Linked DNA regions of Mus musculus: regions 1 and 2 are each linked to region 3. Evidence: chromatin loops called from intact Hi-C (ENCODE). Cell type or tissue: heart. All regions are shown on one strand. Each heading gives the region's core, and the rest is flanking DNA. Links, peaks and the distances in the headings are about the cores only.

The links. Hi-C counts contacts between places; a loop is a spot of excess contacts. Peaks named below come from ENCODE experiments on the same cell type or tissue, not always from the same donor. Only the 100,000 strongest peaks of a DNase experiment are listed, where the experiment ranks them.
Region 1: it touches region 3 in a loop (5-fold over the local background); 38 of 42 quality-filtered maps call a loop at or near these places.
Region 2: a loop joins it to region 3, with 13 times the contacts of the local background. A loop is called at or near these places in 6 of 42 quality-filtered maps.

The regions. Positions count from the first base shown.
Region 1 is chr6:116,126,732-116,131,882 of GRCm38, reverse strand. The region is part of intron 3 of Tmcc1 (transmembrane and coiled coil domains 1); the gene reads left to right. Among named protein-coding and RNA genes, the nearest start is that of Tmcc1, 64 kb to the left of the region's middle. In heart, for the core only: a CTCF peak has its summit at 3,001; no DNase peak of the experiment used is centred there.
Region 2 is chr6:116,567,850-116,573,000 of GRCm38, reverse strand. No RefSeq gene overlaps it. Among named protein-coding and RNA genes, the nearest start is that of Olfr215, 13 kb to the left of the region's middle. In heart, for the core only: a CTCF peak has its summit at 2,941 (motif pointing right); no DNase peak of the experiment used is centred there; H3K27me3 peaks cover 483 bases.
Region 3 is chr6:116,007,682-116,012,832 of GRCm38, reverse strand. No RefSeq gene overlaps it. Among named protein-coding and RNA genes, the nearest start is that of Plxnd1, 15 kb to the right of the region's middle. In heart, for the core only: a CTCF peak has its summit at 2,107 (motif pointing left); DNase peaks (open chromatin) are centred at 2,102 and 3,182; H3K27ac peaks cover 244 bases.

The DNA.
Region 1 (5,151 bases), core at 1,470-3,969, 120 kb before region 3:
TGTGTAGCCCTGACTGGCCTGGAACTCACTGGAGAACAGGCTATCCTTGAACTCACAGAGGTCTACCTGCCTCTGCTTCCTGAGATTAAAGGTGTCTGACACCACACCCAGCCTTAGATGGGTATGTTTTCTAGCTACTGTATTCTGTGTACAAGAATGTCATAGTTTTTCTTTCTGTAATTTATAAAATTTATATATAATAAAATATTAGCAAATGGCATTTAGTTATGAAAATTTAGATGGTTTTATTTTAAACCCTTTGATTTTTTTAAATTGGCTGTTTTATAAAATTGGCTCAATTTTAATAGTTTGCATTTATAGTTCTCCTGCAATATTTTTGATAATTCTCTGATCCTTACCTATGAACACACAGAAAATGCTTTTGGGCTCTCTATATGGAGTTTATATGCACATATGCCCGCGTCCAATCTGGGTTCTAGAGTTGGGGGTTTGAACTCAGGTCCTCAAGGTTTCACAGAAAATATCCTCTACCCACTGAGCAATCTCTCCAGTCCTTCTACCAGAAATACCTTAGAACATACATGGCTGTGGCCACAGATAAGCTTATAAAGATTCAAAATGCTAACACTCGAACTTCAACAAAATGTCAATACTACCCATAGATCAGATTCTTTTGAGTATATATGTGGAGCCCCAAGGTCTATGTTGGATCTCTTAATCAACCAATCTTTTCTTATAACAAAGACTTCATTTTAAGATTTAATCTTAGCTAAGAGGCCCAAAAGCAGTACAAATACTTAGTTGCTCCCTGGAAAGCTAGGGCTATGTAAGTTAATTCTTTATACCTTACATAGAATAAGCAGAACTTCAGGAGACATAGAGAAAAAATTAATATACATAACTAAATTTAAATTTTTTAGCTTAGGAATAAAGGTCTGAGCAATGTGAGTGGAAAGCTAAATTAGTTTGATAATGTGATTGGAAATAGAGAAGTACTAAAATTTTCTGAAAGGGACTTGCATGTTGAAAATTAGAGATTCTTCCTTGAGGGAGATAAATTTTCCTCTTCTTAGTATTTCCTGGTTGCCCGTAGCTGTCTAGGGCTGAGATCCCTTCTATGTTAGTTATGTCCCTTGGTGTTCAGGGCTTGTCTGATAAGACTTCATGGGCCTGTAGCTTCTCTGACAGATCTTTACAATCTTCCTCCTCCTCTTCTGATATGATCCCTAAGCCTTAGGTACAGGAATTCTATTACAGATGTAATTTGTATTGGTCACAATGTGATCTCTTGTTTTCTGTATTTTGATTGGTTGTAGTTTTCTGTAATAATTTGTCTCTTACAAAAATGTGTTTCTTTGAGCGGGGAATGGTGGCACACACCTTTAATCCCAGCACTCGGGAGGCAGAGGCAGGCGGATTTCTGAGTTCGAGACCAGCCTGGTCTACAGAGTGAGTTCCAGGACAGCCAGGGCTACACAGAGAAACCCTGTCTCGAAAAAAGAAAAAGAAAAAAAAAAAGTGTGTTTCTTTAATGAGGAGTGAGAACTAAATCTATCTATAGATATAAGAACAGATATTTAGCATGTAGTTAGAAATTGGAAGAGCCCGCCTGATTGGTTATTTAATACCAAGTAGTTATCCCTGATATCATAGATAGCATAATAATACCATAAGTAGCATAATATAAGCAGGTTGTGTTTAGGAATAAAGTGTATGTAATATATATAGTATCAATAATTAACCATGAATTTGAGAGTAAAGGGGGGATATGTGGGAGGGATTAGAGGGAGGAAATGATATATTATACTAATATTATAATAAAAAACCGTTATAAGTAAATTTTGAAAATACAAGAGAGTTTTTTTTTCTAGTTTTATTCATAATGGAATAACACAGAAGAAAATCTAGCTAAGGTTTCAGAGAGCTTAGCTGTGAGGTGACGGTCATGAAGCACAATTGTTCCTATGGGTAAAGCCACTCTAAATTTCAGTTAGAAAGAAATGGTATATATGAAGATTGACACTGTAGGCCAAAAAGCCATTCTTCTAATATCTTGTTAGAATGCTGTCTGCACCCTGTGCTACGTGCTACAGTGTGATCACATAGTAAGTGCAGCAAGAATCTGTCCTTTACACTCTGCTGCTTTTATAAAATAGAAAGAAATCAAAGTTTCTGAGAACAAACTTAGAGGGACACGAAAAGGTCAATGCAAATCTTGGATCTTCTAAAGAAAAAAATTTGGAGTCATTGATCCTTGTTATTGAAGTTGAGAATTCACTATTTGTTTTAGAATTCTCTATTCTCTTTTCCCTTTTAGAGACAAAATTAAGAGATGTACTATTTTTATTAGGCTGTAGTTGGGTGCTCTTTGGGATTAACTACTATAATATATATATATTATATATTATTATATATATTATATACTATTATATTATAGTAGCTATACTATGTTATAGTAGTATATTCACTGCTATATTATATAATATATAAACAGTAAGTGTTTTGAGGGAGATATATGTGATAAGTTATTTCTTTGCCAGTGTAATGAGCCAGTTCAAGCCACATTATATTTTATTAAATTCAGGTTTATTGAGAAGTTTCTCAGGTTGTCCAGTTTACTGGCCCCAAGGACTGATCCAGGAAAGTCCAGGGGGAGAAGTGGGGAAAGGGAAGAGAAAGAGAGAAATGGCACCACACAGAGAGAGGGAGAAGGAGATGTGGGGTGTGGGAGGGACCCAAACTATCTGGATTATAGGGAAGAGCTGCTGGGGAAAAGACAGCCCCAGCCCATGGGCTGGGAAGTTCAGGGTTGGGGGCAGGGTATGCCAGGTAGGGACTGAGGAATGCTGGGAGAACCTGGAGGCCAGGTCGGCTTTGATATGTAAAATATGCACCCCAGTCTCTTGTCCCAGGGTTCAAAGCCAAACAGTACCTGTTAAAGAAATTGCTAGAATAGTATCAGTTAACCAATAAACTAATCTAGTAAACCAGTGTTTTGTGCAGGGAAAAAGTAGAAAGGGTGATTCCTGTTGCTGTCCACTAGGTGGGGTCCTAGGCCAGTACAGGAGGAGATGAGAAATAGGGAATGAGATTTAGGAATGAAGCATATGCTCTTGTAAATTGAATTGACTTGATTACTATAGCTGTGGAACAAATAGTAGAAGATGTAGAGTTTGACAATTGAAATGGGAAAAGGTAAGGAATTTTAAGCAATAAGATTTGCTTAGAAACCTTAAGGAAGTACTATTTATTTTCTCAATTAACATTGGAAAAATGCTGTGTAGTTTTTATAAACTCTAGCAAAGATCTTTATATTCTGTATATTTAATATTGTTTGGATTGTTGATACCTACAAGGGAATGTTTTATAGACAGTTAATAATACCGACTAGAAAAGTGGCCATAAATTAAAAATGAAAACATAATTTTGGTCTCTTACAACTGATCACCAAGTTAAGTAACTTTGGGATTGTTAGTCTTTAGCCCTTAGAGCTGGAGTGTGTAGTTACATCCTTTGTAGACAAATTTAAAATAATGTAATGTGAATGTGGTGAGGTCAGGGAGTTGGCTTAGTGGGCAGAAGCACTTGGCTGTACAAGCCAGACAACTTGAATTCAGATTCCAGAACCCACACAGAAAGCCAGTTGTGGTAGGGCACATGTGTAATTGCAGTGTTACTGTGGTGAGTCAGGAAATCACTGAGAGGCTTGCTGTTCAGTGTGTCCATGGTGGTCCCAGAAGACTTTGTTTATAGAGCTAGAGAGATGACTCAGCAGGTAGGAGCACTTGCTTTTTGCAGGGGACTCAGGTTTCCAGCACCCACTTCATAGGTCACAACCACCTGTCACTCCAGTTCCAGGAAATCTAACTCCATCTTCTGTCCTTCAAGAGCACAATACAAGTGAGTTACACAGAAATACATGCAGTCAGAATAGTCATACATAAAATCAAAATAAATCAATCCTTTTTTTAAAAAAGTCAATCTTTAATGTGGTTGTTTGATTGGAAGTAAAAGAAGGTGTTACTGACGTTGATAAATGAAAGACATGACAGTGGATATCAATGAAACCTAAAGAATCTTTAGGATATACCTGAGAAACTTACATTCCAATACATTGGAAAATATGAAAGAAATGAGTGAATTGCGCAAAGTTTAACATCATAGGTAGATTTGTTATATGTTTGTCTTTCAAATCTGAATCATATTTCTTATGTTCAGAAACAGCAAGGTTTTTTTTTTAAAGATTTATTTATTATTATACATAAGTACACTGTAGCTGACTTCACACGCACCAGAAGAGGGCATCAAATCTCATTACGGATGGTTGTGAGCCACCATGTGGTTGTTGGGATTTGAACTCAGGACCTTCAGAAGAGCAGTCAGTGCTCTTACCTGCTGAGCCATCTCACCAGCCCCAGAAACAGCAAGTTTTAGGATGAAGATTAATATAAAGCAAATTGGAGTCCATTCTTTAAGTTTTGAGCCATTCGTAGTAGTGCTTGCTTATAATCAATCCCAGCTCTGGGGAGGCTAGGCAAGAGGATCCAAGTTGGAAGTTGGCTCAGCTTCTATAGAGAGACCTTGCATGAAAACAAACAAAAAATTAAATTTAACCTATTATCCTTTATCTTAAAAAGTAGTCCTAGCCCGGTGTGGTGGCGCACGCCTTTAGTCCCAGCACTTGGGAGGCAGAAGCAGGTGTATTTCTGAGTTCGAGGCCAGCCTGGTCTACAAAGTGAGTTCCAGGACAGCCAGGGCTATACAGAGAAACCCTGTCTCAGTGGAAAAAAAAAAAAAAAAAAAAGTCCTATGCTTTAGGGTAAAGGGAACTCTAAAGGAATTTAACATGAATGTGGTTTCTGTTCACAGGGCCTTGGTCCTTTGTCATAACCTTGAGTTTTAAAAGCTAGAAGGAAAACTAGCTTCCCAAGGAGATCACCATTCTTATTATCTAGAACACTGGCAAGGCCTCACTTTAAAGAGACAAACAATGCTCAGACATTAAATATAAGACAATCTCTAGAATAAATTGTTTTCATTAGTGATCACAGCATAACTTTCTTAAGAAAAACAGGCAGCTTTGGCAAGTTGGCACAGAAGTGAACTTAGCAAAGTGTGTATTTCAGAAATTGACAAATATGTGTTAAAATTTTACTTGGTTGTTACATCAGCATGACCTTTGATCTCACT
Region 2 (5,151 bases), core at 1,470-3,969, 560 kb before region 3:
AATGCTGACACCATTGCATATACTAGCAAGATTTTATCGAAAGGACCCAGATGTAGCTGTCTCTTGTGAGACTATGCCGGGGCCTAGCAAACACAGAAGTGGATGCTCACAGTCAGCTAATGGATGGATCACAGGGCTCCCAATGGAGGAGCTAGAGAAAGTACCCAAGGAGCTAAAGGGATCTTCAACCCTATAGGTGGAACAACATTATGAACTAACCAGTACCCCTGAGCTCTTGACTCTAGCTGCATATGTATCAAAAGATGGCCTAGTCGGCCATCACTGGAAAGAGAGGCCCATTGGACACGCAGACTTTGTGTGCCCCGGTACAGGGGAACGCCAGGGCCAAAGGGGGGGAGTGGGTGGGTAGGGGAGTGGGGGTGGGTGGGTAAGGGGGACTTTTGGTATAGCATTGGAAATGTAAATGAGCTAAATACCTAATAAAAAATGGAAAAAAAAAAAGAAAGAAGGAAAGAAAGAAAGAAAGAAAGAAAGAAAGAAAGAAAGAAAGAAAGAAAGAAGAAGAAGAAAGGTGAAATCACAATGAGGTACTCCCTTAGTGAGTGGGTGTGGGGAATTTTATACACATTATGGAAAGCAGCATGGGGAGCAGGTTCCTCACACAAACTCAAAACTACCAAGTTGGCCAGGGATTACACTGCATGGTATATTTCCAATAAAAATAGAGTCAATATGCTGAGATACCTGCATTCTCATATTTTATCCACCACTATGAACAATCACCAAAATACACAACCAACATATCTCCACCAGAAAAATGGACAAAGAAAGTGTGGGGTATATATACACAGTGGAACTATATTCAGGCCTTTAAGATGCAATGTGATCATTTGGATACTTTTGAACTTGGGGAGCACATTAAGTAAAATAATCATAAACATATAGATAAATATCACAGAATCTAATTCGTAATGTGTAATAGAAAATATGGCATTAGAAAGCATGAGCATAATTTTCAGGAAGACACATCTGACCCAAGGCTCAGGGAACACTAAAAGGAGGCTGGAAGAGTGTAAGAGCAGGATGCTGGGAAGGGATGCTGTGAAATGCTATTTTCTGGACATGGCATGGCTATTGTAATCATGAGCTCACAGTAGCCATGGTTATTTACAGCGGTTGTGGTTATCTGTGCAAACAAGCCATAATTCTGGCTAAAATAGGAGAGATACTCTCCAGGTCCCAACCTTTACAGGGAGCTATTAGCCATTAAAAACAGATAGGGGAGATAGAATCAGGCTATTGGAGAGTGCTCCAACTGGTAGCTTTCCCATGATCCAGTGGATGGCCCAAAACTCATGCACATGTGGACAACATTAATTTGACTCAGTAGATTATGAGAAGGAGGAAGAGGAAAACATGAAAGGTGAGAAAGAGGAAGAAAAGGAGGGAATTAAGCTGATGGGGACATGTTGGGAGGATGGGGAAAGTTGGAGGAGGGGAGTACGGAGTGGGTATGATAATATTTCATTGTACACATGTATGAAATTCTCACAAATGAAGAAAAATCATACTTTTCAGAAGCTGGAAGTAACAGGAGGATGGGGAGAGATTGATTGATGGGTACAACACACAAGTAGATAGGATGATATGCTTAAGAGTTTACATGCCTAGTAGGAGTCTGTACTCTATAAAAAAAACTTTTTAATTGCTAAAAGGTACTTCGTATCAAGCTATAGCAATAGTCCCCAATGTTGCCTTTTCTTTAAAGAATTCTGGGGGAGGGGGGTGATGTGCGAGTTCAGGGCAACTATGAAAAAACACAACTTTGAGCCTCATGGGAAACAGTGTGCTTGAAGATGCTGGAGTCTGGCCAAAAGTCTTTCACAGAGGGGAGGGAGGAACCTCTGTGTGTGAGGGCTTGAGCTGTGGAACCTGTCCCACTCTTCCCAGTTGTGTCCTATGCCTTTAGTAAGAAATAAGAACTATCCAAAGTGATAGATGTGATAATTCCCCTCCCTTGGTCAACACAATACATAAATGCATCAAAGCATAATTCATACACATACATAACTATATATCAAAAACAAAGGACTTCTGAGTAAGAAGTTAAAGCTGTCACTGCATGAGCCAGTGAGGCAGGAAGGTGGAATAAGAAAAAATCATATCACAAAGAGAAATAGAGAAGAGGATTGGAAAGGCACAAGGCATTAAAAGGACACCAGAATAGGGTAGAAAGCAGAAGATAATGCAAATAGATTCACAGGACATGTTCTCATCAAAGTCTCCTGCATGAGGAAAAGAAACGGAAACTTCCCCCAAATGTAAGCTAAACGAAAAATGGACAATCAACTCCCAGGACACACCTGTAAGAGTTGAATCTGCTTGTGAGGTTTGGTGAGGTGGAAGTTCTCTGGCAGACATGTTAGTAGTAGAGGGAATGCCTGTTATATTTTGCTTTGTGATTCAGAGAGCAGTAGCCAGGTGCCATCTTGAGAGCAAATCTAGTTAAAGCAGAGATAGCCCAGGGGCTTGAGGTCACGAACTGTCCCAGGTCATGGGGCCTCAGTTTGACTCTGGGTGAGGAAAGGCTCTTGGATCAAGTTGCGACCGCTGGAGGGTCAGATGCTGAGACAAAGTGGTGCAAACTCAGGCTGGGGAGTTCGTAATGTCAGATACCCCAGCCTTGGTGATCCTAAACAGATCTCATCAACAGATAAAAATCCTGAATTTGATAGCTCTGGCCTGAGGCCAGTAGGTGGATCAAACTGTAGAACCCCAACTCTGATTCAACGGATGTGTTGGATAGTTAGAGCTGTAAAGCTCCAGCATTGTGACTGCTCTGTAAGTACAAAGACAAGACCACCACCTCAGGGTTACAGTTTGATTCCCACACTTCCCAGACACCTTCAGTCAAACACTATCTGTGAGAAAACTTGCTCCAGATCATAGACTGCAAAACTAAATGTGGCCAGTAGAGATCGCTGGTACACAAGAAGTAAGTCTACCAGCTAGGACACAGTGCTAGTGAGCACCACACATGTGCAAACACATGCACATACATGCACACACACGTGCACATACATGCACATGCGTAACTCCCAGACTTCAAATTTTGAGGACACAACAACCCACCTTTTCATTTTTCTTTCTCTCCCCAGTAAGTCTCACTTACTACACATTTAGCAGGATTTTTGCATTTCTAAAAATTTCAATTGATTATTCCTCTTCATATATCCCTCTAATTTTATTTATGGATTATTTCTGTTATTGGGCCATATTTTCTTCTTTTCACATTTCCTGTTTTCCTTTTTTTTGCCCCATATTTTTGCTTTTTTTTTTTTTTTTTTTACTTTTTGCCTGCCCCCCCCCCCTTGCTTTTTAACTTTTTCAGTACTGGAATTTTTTCCTAATTTCTCACTAACTTCTCTTTCCTCACACAATATTCCTCTCCACTTCCTTCATCTATACAACCCCGCTCCCTGCTACCTCCTTCCTTTCTTTCTTTCTTTCTTTCTTTCACTCACTGTCTCTACACTTAACCAAAGCGATGCTTAGCTTCGTTCTATCGTAGTATTTGCATTCTCTTTCACTGTCACTTGTAGCATGTTGGTGGCTGGTAATAATTTTCAGTGTATTTCAATATCGTGTATGAGTTGACGTTGTTATCAATACAAGCATTTGTTTTCTACTGTTGAGTGGTATTGTGGATTGAGCTTCCAAGGGCAGGCTGATCAGCTGGAAGACTGACCCCCAAAAAGCCAGATGAGAAATCTAAAACGAAAGACGGGCATGTCTCAATGAGGAAATTTATGTGACATGAGAACGCAGGCAACATGTCTCATCCCAGAATTCAGGCAACATGTCTCATCCCAGAATTCTAACTTCACACCTGCTGAACTCTGAGGTACTGGGATAGGCAAGATGCCCCAGGGCAACATCTTCTGCTAAGAATGACAAAGGGCAGCAAGAAGATACAAATGCTCAGAAGAATTCAGAGCAGGGAGGAAAGTCAGGGACACACAGGGAAAGGTCACAAAATGGAAAAACAACTGGATAAAATCAGCAGTGTGGAATAAGTTCATTACAAATCTTGAGATATTGAAAAGAAAAGCCAAATTGATGTATTCAAAGTAAAATCTCAGCAAATCAAATAAACACATTGGAAAGCACCACAGATAACCAAGAAGAGTAAAGGTTATTTATTTTATGTATATGAGTACATATAAAGCTCTACAGATGGTTGTGAGCTTTCATGTGATTGTTGGGAATTGAATTTTAGGACCTCTGCTCTCTCTGGTCAATCCTGCTCGCTCGCTCCAGCCCAAAGATTTATTTATTATTATAAATAAGTACATTGTTGCTGTCTTCAGACACACCAGAAAGGGGCATTGGATCTCATTACAGGTGGTTGTGAGCCACCATGTGGTTGCTGGGAATTGAACTCAGGATCTTCAGAAGAGCAATCAGTGCCCTTACCTGCTGAGCCATCTCACCAGCCCAAGAAAGGATTATTTTTTGCTAACAACACCCATGTATTGGTCCACCTTACATTGCATAGTTGAGCTCCATTTGTCAGGACTCCATAAAGAGAAACTCACCAAAATCTTCTGGTGGTATAATGAGGCTTCTTGCTGCTTCCTTGGACTATGGCCAGTTGGCAGAGTGATGTCAGCTGAGACAGACAAATGTGGTGAGGCAAACTTCAGGAGGACGTGTGATATTGGGAGGGGGATAAATAGGACTCAAGAGACTGTGAGAGGAGCTGGAGACTGGGCTGACCTTGGCTTGCTGGTAGAGTTAGCTGTTCAAAGCTTGTTGGTCTCTTGTCTTCACTGGTCTTCTCCTGGCGTTCTTCATGGTCCCTCCTGCTGACTCAAGCTAAGGCTGAGGTCTTGTTGTCTCTGCTGGTTGTGCCACTGCTGCTGATTCGTGTTTGCTATCATAACTCTACTGAACTGGACTGCTGGTGTATCCATGAAGTGCTTGTGAGTGGATTGAGCTGCCTCTGCTGACCTGTGAATTGAACTGCAGATTTCCTGACAATGCAGAAGGGATCTGCTCAAGAACCATTTCTAAACAGATCCATTTTCCCATATCCTTTCTTTTCCACTTCCTCTGGTGGAAGGGAGGTTAAAGAATTTAAGAACAATCACTAAAAGTAGTCTTTGAAAAAAGTAAAAGTGGCCCATA
Region 3 (5,151 bases), core at 972-3,471:
TGGGGGAGGAGGGAGAAAGAGAGAGAGAGGGAGGGAGGAAGGAGAAGAGCCACTCAGGGAGAGTGGCATATGCCTGTAACCTCAGCACTAAGGGGCCAACTCTGGAGGACTGCAGGTTTGAGGACAGCTTGGGTTGTGTAGTAAGACCATGTGTGAAAACACAAACAAAAATCCCAGTTTCATTTGACATAATCCAGCTTATCTAGAATGTTCTTACATTTCAGGAGGGAGTAAGTCAGGAGTGACAGAGCCTGCTAAGAGGCACAGCAAGTCATGAGTGACAGTAGCTGCCTCCCTCATGGAAGGCTAAATTCCATGTCACAAGCCACTTACTCCAGCACCCGATAAGAGGCTTCTTATTAGAAGACCTGGTAGTCAGGTACCGATCGATGTCACTCTCCAACACTCCAGAATGTGTCCTCTGTCATTGACCCCACAAAAGACCAAGTAGTCAATATGTGGGCTTTCCCTGAGCAGCCTTGGATCTCGAGTGAGTCTGGACCCCGGCCCCCCAAATCTATATATGTCAGAAAATTCTGCCATAGTGGTAACAAAAGAACGTCCCAGCCACAAAGGACAAAAACTTGCCAATAAATACACAAAGGCTCAACTGGCTCTGAGATGCTGTCTTTTGTGGCTTTGTCCCCAGCGTCTAAAGCAGCACACAATAGGTGCAGCACACAATAGGTGCAGCACACAATAGGTGCAGCACACAATAGGTGCAGCACACAATAGGTGCTCATTCAAGAGTAGAACTTAAAAGCCCACTGCTTATCAAATCCTGCTTGGTCTACTTCTGAGGATGCAGCCAAGCTGCTCTGCCAAGTAAGAGTTCTGCTCTGCCTGCCTGCCTCCCATGACATGGGAGGCCCGAGGGCGTGGTTGGCAGTTTGACGCTCAGACTCTTGCATTTCTGCTGTTCCATCAGGCCAGGTAAGGAACCAGGATTTGTTATCAGACTGGGGAGATGGTTCGGTGGACCCACTTAAAGCTGGACTCTGTATCTTTGCCCCCTGTAATTCCAGGGATGCTGAGGTAGACACGGGAGCTCCATGGCACTCCCTGGTCAGTCAGCCATGGTCAGTCAGCCCAGCCATGGAGCTCCAGGTTCAGGAAACTATGTCTTTAAAAAAAAAAAGTGGAGAGCGATTAAAAAGAGACTCAACTGTGAGAATGGTCACAAAGCCTCTTGGCCCAGCAGCCTGACTCCCTGGGCACGGACGGGTACAGAGAGGCTTTGGCTACAGCAAGCCAGAAGCCTGCACTGAGCTTCTATACACAGAGAGAGAGAGAGAGAGAGAGAGAGAGAGAGAGAGAGAGAGAGAGAGAGAGAGCCTTACACCCTGGGCTCTACACACATACCCCACTCATACATGCACACCCTGCATGCACACACACATGCACATATGCACACGTGCACAAACAGTTCTAGGGCTTCAAAACCCATATTGACTTACCTGTAAATTTTGAGGTATGGTTTCACTCTGCCACACTCATAGTGGTCCTCCTGCCTCGGCCTCCCAAGTTCTGGGATTGTAGGTATGCAGAGAATCCAATGTGAAGGGAGAACACCAGGTCTTTCTTTCATGGACAAAGGCTCCTTTCCAAAATCCCAAAATGAGAGTAGCTGTCTCCAGGGTCTTGGTTGATGCTAAGTCATTGCCCTACCCCTGAGCTAAATCCCCAGACCCACCCCTTAAAATTCATATGTGCAATACTAAAGTTTGAATCAGCCCAAGAAAATTTAATAAGTTGAATTAAACCTGGAAAAAAAAAAAGACAACAACAAAAAAGGTAACATCTAAATGACAGTCTCAGAACCTCCCAACTGGGGCAAAACCACTATGAGACACGCGATGGGGACTCCTGGTTTTAGAGTAGGATTTGGTAAGTCTGATAGAAGTGTTGTCAAGCCATCTGCTACAGATCACCCATGCTACTTGCCTGTGTCAACTGGGGGAGGCTTGCATGTTGTTGGTGAGTGGGAGTGGCAGAACGTTAGAATATGATGGGTCTGATGTAAGGAGATCCTGGAGTTATAGGAATCACTCTCGAAAATTATTAAAAACAAAAGGCAAACCTGGTCTCCGTCGCCACCTTGTGGCTATGTTTGGGATTGCACCCTCTGAGACACTCCCAAGGATCCACCATCCACACTATCTTTAGCATGTTCACGACAACCCACTCCTACAGGGTTCCTTGATCCTGTGGGCCCTGCTAGGCACACTCTCCCATTTCTGCAACTGAACGTTTAATGAACATACCTGTAATCCCAGCACTTGGGAGGTAGAGACGGGAAGATCAGGGTCACGGGTCACCTTTGGCTACATTGGAAGTTCAAGGCCAGCCTGGGCTGCCTGCGACCCCCATCTCAAAACATCTTTATGACCACTGACCTGTTTCTATCCACCTCTTCCCACCATAGTGGAAAAACTATCTCAGTGATTCACCTGTGTCCCAAATGCCTGACACAGAGCCAAACATAGACCACACACACACACACACACACACACACACACACACACACGAGGCTTCACGTGAGTAAAATCAGGAGAGCACAAGAGTCTTGGTGTCCTGCCTGCTGGCTGGGAGCAGCGGCTCCCTCAGTCACCCCAACTAGAGAAGAAGCACTGTGGCTACAAACACTGCTGCCCAGGACCAGGAGGCCCCCTCCCTCCCTCCCTCCCTCCCTCCCTCACACAGGGAAACTAGGGTTAGGCCCAGGACTCTAGCCCCAGTCAGCAGACCTCAAGGCTGTCTTTACCAGTTGGCTCAATGGTCTGGTTGGTCTGCACCTCTTAAGTCCACCCTAGGGGGCTGGTGAGATGGCTCAGTGGGTAAGAGCACCCGACTGCTCTTCCGAAGGTCAGGAGTTCAAATCCCAGCAACCACATGGTGGCTCACAACCATCCGTAACAAGATCTGACTCCCTCTTCTGGAGAGTCTGAAGACAGCTACAGTGTACTTACATATAATCAATAAATAAATCTTAAAAAAAAAAAAAATGTCCACCCTAGGGCCTAGCTCAGCAGGGACAGTGGGTTGGGACAGTCCTGGAATTCAAGAACAGTGGTTGCAGGCCTTCTGACCAGCCACTTGCCTCGTTGCCTGACTCCCTGGGCATGAGTCACCAAGAGGGCTGGAAAGGCGTGGCCACGGTGTGCCTGGCTTGAAAGGTGTCCCTGCCGCCCTGCCGATGAGCAGTCGCTTCCTTTTCCTCCCATTGTGTGGCTCGCTTCCTTTGTCTGTCTGCTCACCGGCTCATTTCTCAGTTACCCTGTGACATTCGGGCTGACCTGGATTTCCAGGCCATTCCCACACATAGCTTTAAGGTTGCCGAGTTGTCTAAATCTGAATGAGCACGTGTGTGAATGTGAGCCTCTATGTTTGTGGCGATCAGAGGAAAACCCTTCCCCAGGCGCCTTTTCTTTGAGACGGTCTTGCACTGGCTTGGAACTTTCACCATGTAACTAGGCTAGCTAGCCATGAACTCCCAGGACACACCACCTCTGCCTGTCCTTCCCCGTCACTGGCCTCACAGACCTGTGCTACCACTCCCAGATTAGGGCCTTTTCTATCAGCCCTGGGTTTTGAACTCCATGTCCACACTTGTGTAGCGAGACTTTACCTTCTGAGTCATCTCTCCTGCCTGGTCCACTGTTATAAAAAGAAACTGCTAAACTTTTTGAGACGGAAGCCTGCAGCTGCGGTCCAAACATTGAGAGCCCTTACTGCTCCTCCGAGGACCTGGGTTCAGATCAACTCCCAGTAACTCTAGTTCCCATTCAATACTCCCTTCTGGTCTCCTTGGGCACCGGGCATTCATGTGATGCATGTACATACATGAAGACAAAGCACATACATAAAAGTAAATCCAAGGGGCTGGTGAGATGGCTCAGTGGGTAAGAGCACTGACTGCTCTTCCGAAGGTCCGGAGTTCAAATCCCAGCAACCACATGGTGGCTCACAACCATCTGTAACAAGATCTGGCACCCTCTTCTGGAGTGTCTGAAGACAGCTACAGTGTACTTACATATAAATAAATAAATCTTAAAAAAAAAAAAGTAAATCCAAAAGAGAGAGAGAGAGAGAGAGAAAGAGAGACAGATCCACAATGGTAGACCACATCACTCACCTAGCAGCAAACAGAGGTCCCACCATGTTTGACACAGGTTTGCTAGAACCTAGAGGTGACTCCCCCACGAACTGCCCCCTTATGTGTCTCTGTGTGTACACCCTATGCTTTCAGGTGCCTGCAGAAGCCAGAAAAATGCCTTGGATTTCCCTGGAGCTGGAGTGATAGGTGATTGTGAGCCACCTGCTGTGGGTGCTGGGATCTGAACTCTGGTCCTGTTCAGCTGGAGTGTAGATGTTAACTGCTGAGCCACCGTACCAGCTCTGCCACACCACACTTTGATTTGGTTTGAGTCAGGCAACAGGTTGTCCTGTGGCTGTCCTGAACCTGCTGTGTATTCAAGGATGACCCTGGCCGCCCGATGCTTTCTCGCCCTCACCTAAGTGCTAGGATAACGGGTGTGTACCAGGCCAGGCTTGCCAGAGTCCCGACTTCTCACAAACCCAGAGGCTCTCCCTCCTAGAAGCCCACTGATTTCCTGCGTGCTCCTTGCCAGCCAGGAGGGAATTCTCAGGCCAGCTCATGATGCAAGGATATGAGTTTCCATCAGCCCAGGAGGCCTGGTCTGGCCTGCCCCTGCCTGCTTTGTTTCCAGCCTCCCTCCTAGACAGGGGGTCTTTTGAAGAATTCCTAGGAGAGAGGCAGGAGAATAGCAGCGAACCACTAGGTGTGTTGGACAAGCCTGGCCAGCAGGGGGCCTCCTGGCTAAACTAGAATTCTAGCCCAGTTCTACCGCTGACACCTGGGGATTCCGCCCTGTGGATGGGAGGCAAATCTTGGCTGCACCTACTGTGTGCCAGGCCTAGGGGCACCATCCAGTAGGAAAAAAACCCCAGCGACACTTTGGTCAAGGAGGGCCTCTTTAAAGGGGACGTTTGAGCAGAGTCCAGAGCCAGGCAGCAGCCTGGGGAGGTCTGGAGTAAGTAGAGCAGAGTGATAGGGTAATGGGTCCTGGGTGGGGGCTGGAGGAGGGGCAGGTGTGCTGCCAGAGCGGAGAGCAAAGGGATGGTGTCAGA